Linked DNA regions of Homo sapiens: region 1 is linked to region 2. A link is a contact called in ENCODE Hi-C or POLR2A ChIA-PET data. All regions are on one chromosome and are shown on one strand. Each heading gives the region's core, a stretch centred on a gene start or an enhancer-like site at or near the end of the contact. The rest is flanking DNA. Distances are from core to core; before and after follow the strand shown. Region 1 overlaps LOC105374618 (a long non-coding RNA gene). Region 2 overlaps LOC124901165 (keratin-associated protein 5-5-like).

The links. Hi-C counts contacts between places; a loop is a spot of excess contacts on that map. ChIA-PET counts read pairs that join two places held with the same protein, here RNA polymerase II (POLR2A). Pooled maps may share reads with other maps.
Region 1: a map of mammary epithelial cell shows a loop between it and region 2 (3-fold over the local background). The contact joins two enhancer-like sites. A Hi-C loop is called at or near these places in 1 of 168 maps with a recorded cell type or tissue (mammary epithelial cell), 1 of 37 single-sample maps with no recorded cell type and 1 of 50 pooled maps. POLR2A ChIA-PET finds 5 or more read pairs at or near these places in 2 of 52 experiments (HEK293 and MCF 10A).

What each region holds. Positions count from the first base shown.
Region 1 is chr5:1,972,185-1,976,513 of GRCh38, reverse strand. The region is part of intron 2 of LOC105374618 (a long non-coding RNA gene); the gene reads right to left. Among named protein-coding and RNA genes, the nearest start is that of CTD-2194D22.4, 87 kb to the right of the region's middle. RefSeq lists an enhancer at 2,336-2,835. Within about 2 kb of position 2,698, at least 2 of the 41 ENCODE cell types and tissues checked have a DNase peak (open chromatin) inside an H3K27ac peak, as active enhancers do; they include mammary epithelial cell, where a contact is called at or near this core.
Region 2 is chr5:1,934,961-1,938,936 of GRCh38, reverse strand. The region is part of intron 2 of LOC124901165 (keratin-associated protein 5-5-like); the gene reads right to left. All of the region lies in intron 2 of LOC105374618 (a long non-coding RNA gene), which reads right to left. Among named protein-coding and RNA genes, the nearest start is that of CTD-2194D22.4, 50 kb to the right of the region's middle. Within about 2 kb of position 2,361, at least 2 of the 41 ENCODE cell types and tissues checked have a DNase peak (open chromatin) inside an H3K27ac peak, as active enhancers do; they include mammary epithelial cell, where a contact is called at or near this core.

The DNA of each region.
Region 1 (4,329 bases), core at 1,449-3,948, 37 kb before region 2:
AGTGCTGGATCCTGACACGATTCACCCAATCTCCTCCTCACTCTATCACCCAGCCAGGAGCGGAGGAGAAAGACAAGTCACCACCCTACTCAATGACCGCCAGTGCTTCTCAAGCTTATCTTGGGGATAGTGGTTGATCTCTCAGCTTGAAGTACATGGTGGGTTCCGTGAACGACACACGTTTCTTTTATTCTTTACTGGTTGCATTTCGACTGTCTAATTTATTTTAGTACCACTTTAATTTCTTTCAGGCCCTGGGCCTGTGCTAATCTGCGTTTCCAAAGTTAGAAGACATTTATTTATGAACTGACAAATTGTTATTATTCTTTTTCTTTCTTTTGGGTTCTTAAAGAACCATAACTAGAGGCAGAAGTTAGTTTGAAGAGCATATTCCCAGAGCACCCCCTGCTGTCAAAGAAAAAAAAATCAACAGCCACCTATGGGCCAGGAGTGAAGTCTTGAGGCACAGAGTGAAAATGAGACCTTGGGAAAATTAACTTGCATTCAAGAACCTAGAAAAGGAGATGTTATCACAGCAAGCATGTTCTTTCTATGACGACTTAACCTTCAATCTTGATCCTCCACTGTTTTACTGTCTGATTGATAACCTGATAGACTTGCTCAATGTATTTATTTAGTCTTTGCTAATAAAGTATTAAGTGCACTTTAAATAAGACAACTTTTCCCCATGCTTGCATATCCTTTGTACTGGTGAGAGTAGGTGAACTGCTAGAACAAACAGACACAAAACGTTCATGATTTAACATGCAAAACTTTACTTCTCTCCCCATTCCCAGAGCATTGTGTTGGAAGAGGTGAGGGTCTCGGCTCCACGCAGTCATTTGGGGCCCCTGGGTCTGTGGCACTGCCATCTTTAACGCATGGCATCCAAATCTACCATGGACTAGAACAGTAAAAAGAACAGATTATTTAAGCTGGAGGTAGCTTCCATCTCGCCCACCAACACAGGCTTGGGCAGAACTCACAGGTGCAAGGAGACCTTGGGCTGTAATTTGGCTGTGTGCCCAGGAAAAGGAGAAACACGGCATTAGAGAGCAACGACATTCTCTGCCAGTTTCCTGTTGTAAAACTCTTTCAAATTTCCACGCCTTCTCTTAGGTGATCTAATCCAAATCTGAACTGGCCCACTTGTCCATAAACATGGCAAAAACTTAGAAGCTGCTGAGCCCTGCCCACCCAGCTCCTCTTCTTCCTCTACCAAGAAGCTAAAGAGACACAGGTCTGAGGGTGGAAACACAGTGATGGCTTTGGTGGTGGTTTCTGGAAGGGGTTCTTGTCTGAGGTTCAGGGCACCTTCCCCTTCCTGATTCTCTCTGGCGCTGGGGTGCATGCCTTGCCTAGGATGCTTGATAGGAGTTCCAGCTGCAAAGCACATTGCTACAGCGCATGCTGACTGTGTGTACCTGAAACCGTGGTTTCCTGGCGCTCTTTGAGAAAGAAGCTTCCAGCAAAGAAGTTTCAGGTCCCAAGTTCATGGGGATGATTGGATCCCACCCCTTTCACTGAAGCCCACTGGACTGTAAGCTGTCAGAAGGCAGGTGCTGGTCTCCTGAGCTTCTTTGCGTGGGGCTGCATGGCAGCTGAGACGTCTGGAGCGGAGCTAATCGTTAATGGGTGAAGGTGGCGTGTACTCCCAGGACGCCCCGGGGAGCCCATTAAGCTGCTTCATTGGCTGCTTTTACTTGGATATGTCAGGTCTCATCCATCTATTCCAACTCTGCTCACTACATCCAGGGGCTGAGAAATCGCTCAATCGCCAGACGTCTTCCATTGCTCATTCTTGCACAATTTGCCCCGTGATTATATCCAGCGATGCAAATAGCCAAGCTCTGAGACAGGAAAGTTCTGAATGTGGTCGAGGGCGCTTGACTTGGGACTCTGCTTCTCTTGTAAATTTATTGTTTTTATGGAGATTGTATTAAAATATTAGAACATAATTCAAAGGGGCAAGGCTCACTAAAACAACTGATAAGTAGGGAGATAGCCATGTTTTCTGACCTTCAAATTGTTATCACAAAATATTTTAGATTTAACTTTCCTAAAAATCTGCATGAACTTAAAAGTTCCTGAAGAGGTTGCTTGGTAAAAGACTATTAGGAGGAAAGCCAGACCGTGCCTGAAGAGTAAAAACTAAAACTCCGTGAATCATCTCACAGGCAGCAAGACCCTGCTTGCTTAACGATGAACTTAACGAAGAACCCGGCCACCCTAACCAACACCCCAAGAATACAAAGGAAGAATTCTACCTTTTTTGAGTGAGTGTTTTTTCTAATGTCCTAAGGATACCTCATTAGGTGCTTTGTAGTATCTGATAGGACAGATACTGCAGTGTTTTTTCTTGCTGTCTTTCCAGAATTCCCTGGAGATATCGTGAAGTTAATTACAAACATAATTTCAAAAATTACATGATCTGGGCACTGCCCCTCCCCTCAGCTGAAAGCCAGTGTGGACCAGCCTTCTTTGGCTGGTGTAGACGGTGTTCAAGTCACAACTAAATCGCGCCTTCCTCCTCCGCCTCTGCTCTCCTTCCCTCCTTGTTTAATTGCAGCGTTGCTGCCAAACCGCTTTTGAAATATACCTCCACTCTCAGCACGTCCCAGATGAAGCAGGTTTAATGAATTGGTTTGCAGGGAGACTTGAATGAGTCACCAGCACCTGGGGCCCCAGGGATGCTGCATCAGATAATCACTCATTGTTGCTTTCTGATGCCAGAAAGAAACCAAGAAAACAGTTCACATTCAGAAGAAAGGATGGCTCGGCAGATGGAAACAGGCGCTGGCGGAGCTGTCGGCCACTCACAACGGGCAGAGCCCAGCCCGCGGGAGCTGGACCGGGATCAGATGTTACACACTGTGTGGGTGCTGCTTTCTTCCGCCAAAGAGGCGAGACCAAGACGGCCCAGAAAAATATCGATTATCTCTCCAAGTCTAAAGCCAGCTAATGGCTGCATTCACACAGTGAACTCCTGGACCCGCTTAAAGCCAGCAGCTGCTGATTGAATTGGGTCGCTGGTAACCTCGTCCCTAGCCAGCTTAGAGCAAGAACACAGAAGTAGGAAGAGGTTGGCTCTATTTAATACAAAAACAGAACCATCAACACACCTGAAGAAATATGGTTTTGAGGGGGAAAAATATTCAATCAGCTGTCCAGCAACAGATAGAGGGTATAAATGTATCCTTGGTATTTTGTTCTTTCAATGGGACTAACGGGGCTGACCTTTAATGCCCCTACACACAGCTGGCTAACTGTGCTAAAAATAATAATAATAATAAAATAAAGGCACGAGGATGGAAGGAAAGACAGAAAAGGAAGGACAGGAAGGAAGGAGGAAGGAGGGAGGGAGGGCAAGAGAAAGGAAGAAGAGAAGAAGGAAGGGAGAAGGAAGGAATGAAGCAGAGAACAAAAAGTAAAAACACAAAAATCTTTGTCCCCCAGGATATATTTTACCCTCTCTGACAACAAGAACAATTTCCTCCCTCAATGGTCATAAAGCCTAGAGAGAATTTTCAAGGCTGACCCCTTGGTGGGCACATATGATCCACATAGTTTAGCCACTGCCCCTCCTTCCTGAGCTGTCAACAATCATCACTGCCCTTCTCCCTGGCCCCTTGAAGGCAATGTCATGCTTGGCCAAGGGGAGAACCTAGGAGCTGTCCCCACAGTCTGTGCCATAAGACCAGGGTTGCCTTCAAGGACCCGTGGGCTTTGCAGTCACACGAGGCCCCAGGCACAGAAGGGGCTCCCACCTAGTTTAATACTCTGTCATTGCCGTCTTCAAACTCTTAACGACTTTTGAATGAGGAGTCCTTCTTTTGTCCTCTGGGTTCCCCCAGTCCATAACTGGTCCTGGGTCGGCACCACAAGCTCCAGCTCCCCACAAGCTCCAGTTCCCCGCAAGCTCCAGCTCCCTGCAAGCTCCAGCTCCCCGCAAGCTCCAGCTCCCCGCAAGCTCCAGTTCCCCACAAGCTCCAGCTCCCCGCAAGCTCCAGTTCTCCTCAAGCTCCAGCTCCCCGCAAGCTCCCATTCTCCACAAGCTCCAGCTCCCTGCAAGTTCCAGCTCCCCCAAGCTCCAGCTCCCCACAAGCTCCAGCTCCCCGCAAGCTCCAGTTCTCCACAAGCTCCAGCTCCCCGCAAGCTCCAGCTCCCCGCAAGCTCCAGCTCCCCGCAAGCTCCAGCTCCCCGCAAGCTCCAGCTCTCCACAAGCTCCAGCTCCCCGCAAGCTCCAGCTCCCCGCAAGCTCCAGCTCCCCGCAAGCTCCAGCTCCATCGCACACCCTCTTCTTCCTCCGCTAGCATCAGCACCGCTTCC
Region 2 (3,976 bases), core at 1,112-3,611:
TGTGTAAGAAGCCATGGAAATTCAGTGGCTAAAGACCCCCGTGTGTCTGCTCACAGCACCGTGTTTGGGAGCCAGGTGGGGCTGCACTGAGTCCTCTGCTCAGGGTCTCACCAGGCTGAAGTCAGCACCTGCCAGGGTCGGGTCGCATCTGAGCTCTGGAGCCTCTTCCAAGTTCACCAAGTGCTGGCAGGAATCAGGCCCTTGCCCCTGGTCTACTTCTCTCAAAACCCTGCCAGGTATGTCTTCAACACCAGCGGGGGTGACCCCTCTGCTTTCTCCTAAAGGCACCTGGGTTAGCTCAGGTACACCTAGGATAATCTCCCTAACTTCACGTCAGAAGATTTGAGGTCTTCATGATGTCTTAAAAGTCCCCTTGTTGAATGACGGGATCCAATCGAGGGAGCGAAGCCCAAAAGACTCACAATGGGGGCGACAGTCACACGTTTAGCACAGAGTCCTCGCGTGGGAGACACTTCCTGCCGCCACATCAAGAGGAGAGACGCTTCCACCGTTTAAAGTCAAGGCTGAGCCTTCATGTAAGTGTCAATACCATAGGCACTGCCCTAGCAAGTTAAAAATCCACGTGATAATTTTAAATCCTTAGACACAAAAATATTAATAACATTCTTCCCAGAGCTCGCATGTGGCCGATGCTTGTGATCTCACAGCAGAGGTTGCTCTGCTAAATCCTAGGCTGAAGTTTTGGGAGGTCCCTGTGCTAGTTGGGGCTGGCTCTTTGCCTGGAATGGACACCGTGCCCACCACCCCTCCTGCCCCACGGTTCCTCTGCATCCGCCATTCCCGGGACCCTCCATGTTCACTCCCCAGACCTGCACTTGGGATCGTTTCCTTCTGTAGACTCAGCCCATCGCTAATTAACAGGTAGAGTCCTAGACTTTAATTTATTGCATTTTCTCCCTTTAGACAGGAAGCCACGTGAGGTCAGGAGCTTGTATCTCCTCATGGAGTGTGTGTCATGTGTCCTGAGTGTGGAGCAAGCGTGCGGTGCATGGTAGGCCACATAAAGGTCAACTCCCTGACGAGAAAAGCTCCAGTTACTATGCAGAGTAAGCTGAACTGGCAGGACGGCCAACAGGCACGCAGCTCGTGAAACGTAGTCCCCCCAACGCAAATACGTGTTCCAGCATGAGAGGAAGGGACATTCCTAGGAGCCAGAAGCAAAGACACGACTCAAAACAACAACCCGGGCAGCTGCAGCCCTGAGGCCTACAGAGGCAGGTGACAGGGACGCCAGATGGTACAAGCTTCCAGTCAGGAAAGGTCCTGAGGCCCCTGCATAGAGCCAGGTGCTGATGGGAAGTATCAGGGGACCCCACCCCCATGTGAGTCTCTCCAAGGGAAAAGCATCCCCCTGTAACCTGCAGGAGCCCAGATCTGGCCATGTATGGGTGTGGTGTCTGAATTAATACCACCCACCTTGTTTAGAATGTAAATGAAAAATGAAAACAAAAAGGGTCTGAATCCAGTGAAACTGCAAACGTCCTGGCCGACTTCAATGTGAAATTGTAGGGAGAAAGATTTCCCAGGCTACAGCAGGCAGAACTCCTGCAGAAAACCCCTCTTCAAAGGTAAGTCCCCAGGCAACAATGGACAGGAGAGAGAGATGGGGAGTTGAGAGCAGGGGAGAATGCATGCCCTCAGAAGTAGAGATGACTGAACTGTCTGACAAAGACTATAAAATCAGCACTATGCCGCTCCCTCCAGTAACCCCACTAAAGCCCAGAACCAACTCACACACGCTTCCCATCCAACCCCAAGGTGTGCTGATGGGCGTACAGAGCATCAGTGCCCACATATGCTGGCTGCACCTCTGGATGCCCGCACTGCTCCGCCCCACCCATTGTGTGTTCATGAATCAGCTCAGCTGGCTGTATTTCCAAACCTGTGTACTGCTATTATTTTTTTATTACATGATTTAATGAAGTGCCATGAAAAACAAGAAAATCTGATATAAAATGAAAAGCAGACCTCAAATGCCTTTGAAACAATGAATGGCTACAGGAGAAAAACCTCTTGTTGCTTTGTGCAAAAGTAACAGTGAGAAAAGGAACATCATCTACCAGCTAGCCTGATTGCAGACTCCTAGCCCATGCCATGGGTACCAGCAGACCTTGGGGTATCTCATAGCACCAAGGGAAGATTAACTGTCAATTTAGAATTCAGTTGTCAATCCAGACTGAGGGAAAACAGTGGCACATTCAAAGACCTGAGAGAAGGTATGACTCAGGAAACCTCACTGAAAAATCCTGAAAGAATTCGCCCTCATTGAAAGGATACACCTGAGTGAGAAAATATTGAACCCGTGAGTCAGAGGTCAGAGGCAAAAGAGTGAAGACATTGTAAACACCTGGGAGACCCTGGGAAGGGCGTCATAGCAAGGAGACACCAGGAGGCCGGGCAGTGTGGCTTATTGGATAGCTTGGTGGGGAGAGAGTTGGAATGGAAGATTCCCAGGGTCTCTGTACAATCAGAAGATTAATAGAGATACTGGCCACCTTTAGCCAACTTATGGTTAGACCTGGCATTAAAACCAGTAGTGAAAAAAAAAAGGAAGTAAAGTAAATTCTGTTAATTTAACAGAAGACGGGAAAAAGCTGGGGAGACCAAAACAAGGCGTGGCAAACAGACAACAAAGGAAAGTAACAGCGTGACTCAGGGTTGGGCAAAGGTTTCTGAGGGCACACAAAGTAATAACTATTAAAAATAGATAAATTGAACATAATTAAAATGTAAAACTTGTTTATTAAAACACATCATTCATAAATAGGTAAGCCATAGAGAAAGATAAAATATCTGAAAAGCATGTGTCTAACAAAGCACTAGTTTCCAGGATATATAGAGAAATCATCCAACTGCATATTAGAAAGATAACATAATTTTTAAAAAATTGAACATTTACTTAGGAGAGAAAGATATGGCCAGTCGTCAGCACAAGGAAACGTGTAACATGATCAGCTATCAGGGACACACCAATTAAATCCACAGTATGAAATCACCACACGCCTCTCAGAATATCTAAACCTTAAAAAGACCCACAACACCAGGTGTTGCTGAGGATGTGAGGCACACGTTACAGAGTACGGCATGATGATTCCGCATGTGTATAAATCATGTAATGACCACATCAAGGAAATCAGTATATCTATCATCCTAAACACTAATCACCTCTTGATGATGAGAAGATTCCAAAACGTCTTCCAGCAATTTTGAAGTGAGCAGTAATACACCATTGCTAACTCTAGTCACCCTGCTAGGGAATGGAACACCTGAACTTATTCCTGCCATCCAGCCACAGCTTCATACCCTTGACCAATCTCTCACCACCCCCTCACTCTCTCCTCCCCTGAAATTGTTACCTATTTGCTAGGCATGTGAAATGGTGCAACTATTGGGGAGAAAAAATTCCAGCAACTTTTGAAAATGTTAAGGATACACTCGCCTGAGTGCCCAGCACACGCCTTTCTAGCAATGTCATCCAAGAGGAGTGAATATGTGTCCATGGCATACCCGCATGTGAATGTCCACAGCAGCTCCCTCCAGCATAGCCAAAGCGGGAAGTAGCCTGGGTCTGGTGTAGGAGGATGGATGAACCACCTGTGCTGTGCTCCCCCCAGCATAGCCAAAGCAGGCAGCAGCGCCAGGTCTGGCATGGGAGGATGGATGAACCACAGCACAGGCTGTGCCCCTAGGCTGGAGCGGCGCTCGGCAATGGAGAGACCTGCACTCGGCAATGGAGAGACGGGAGCTCCTGCCACGCGCAGTGACACGGCTCAATCCCAGAAACATCCTGCTGAGCAGAAGACGTCTACACAATGCTTACACTCCACAACCCCATTTGACATGATGTTCTAGGTCAGGCAAGGCTAATTGTGATGGAAAAGTAAAACAGATGAAAACAAGAGTGGCTGCCTCTGGGGGCTGGGGGCCAGGATTGGCCGGGTAGGCCCATGAGGGA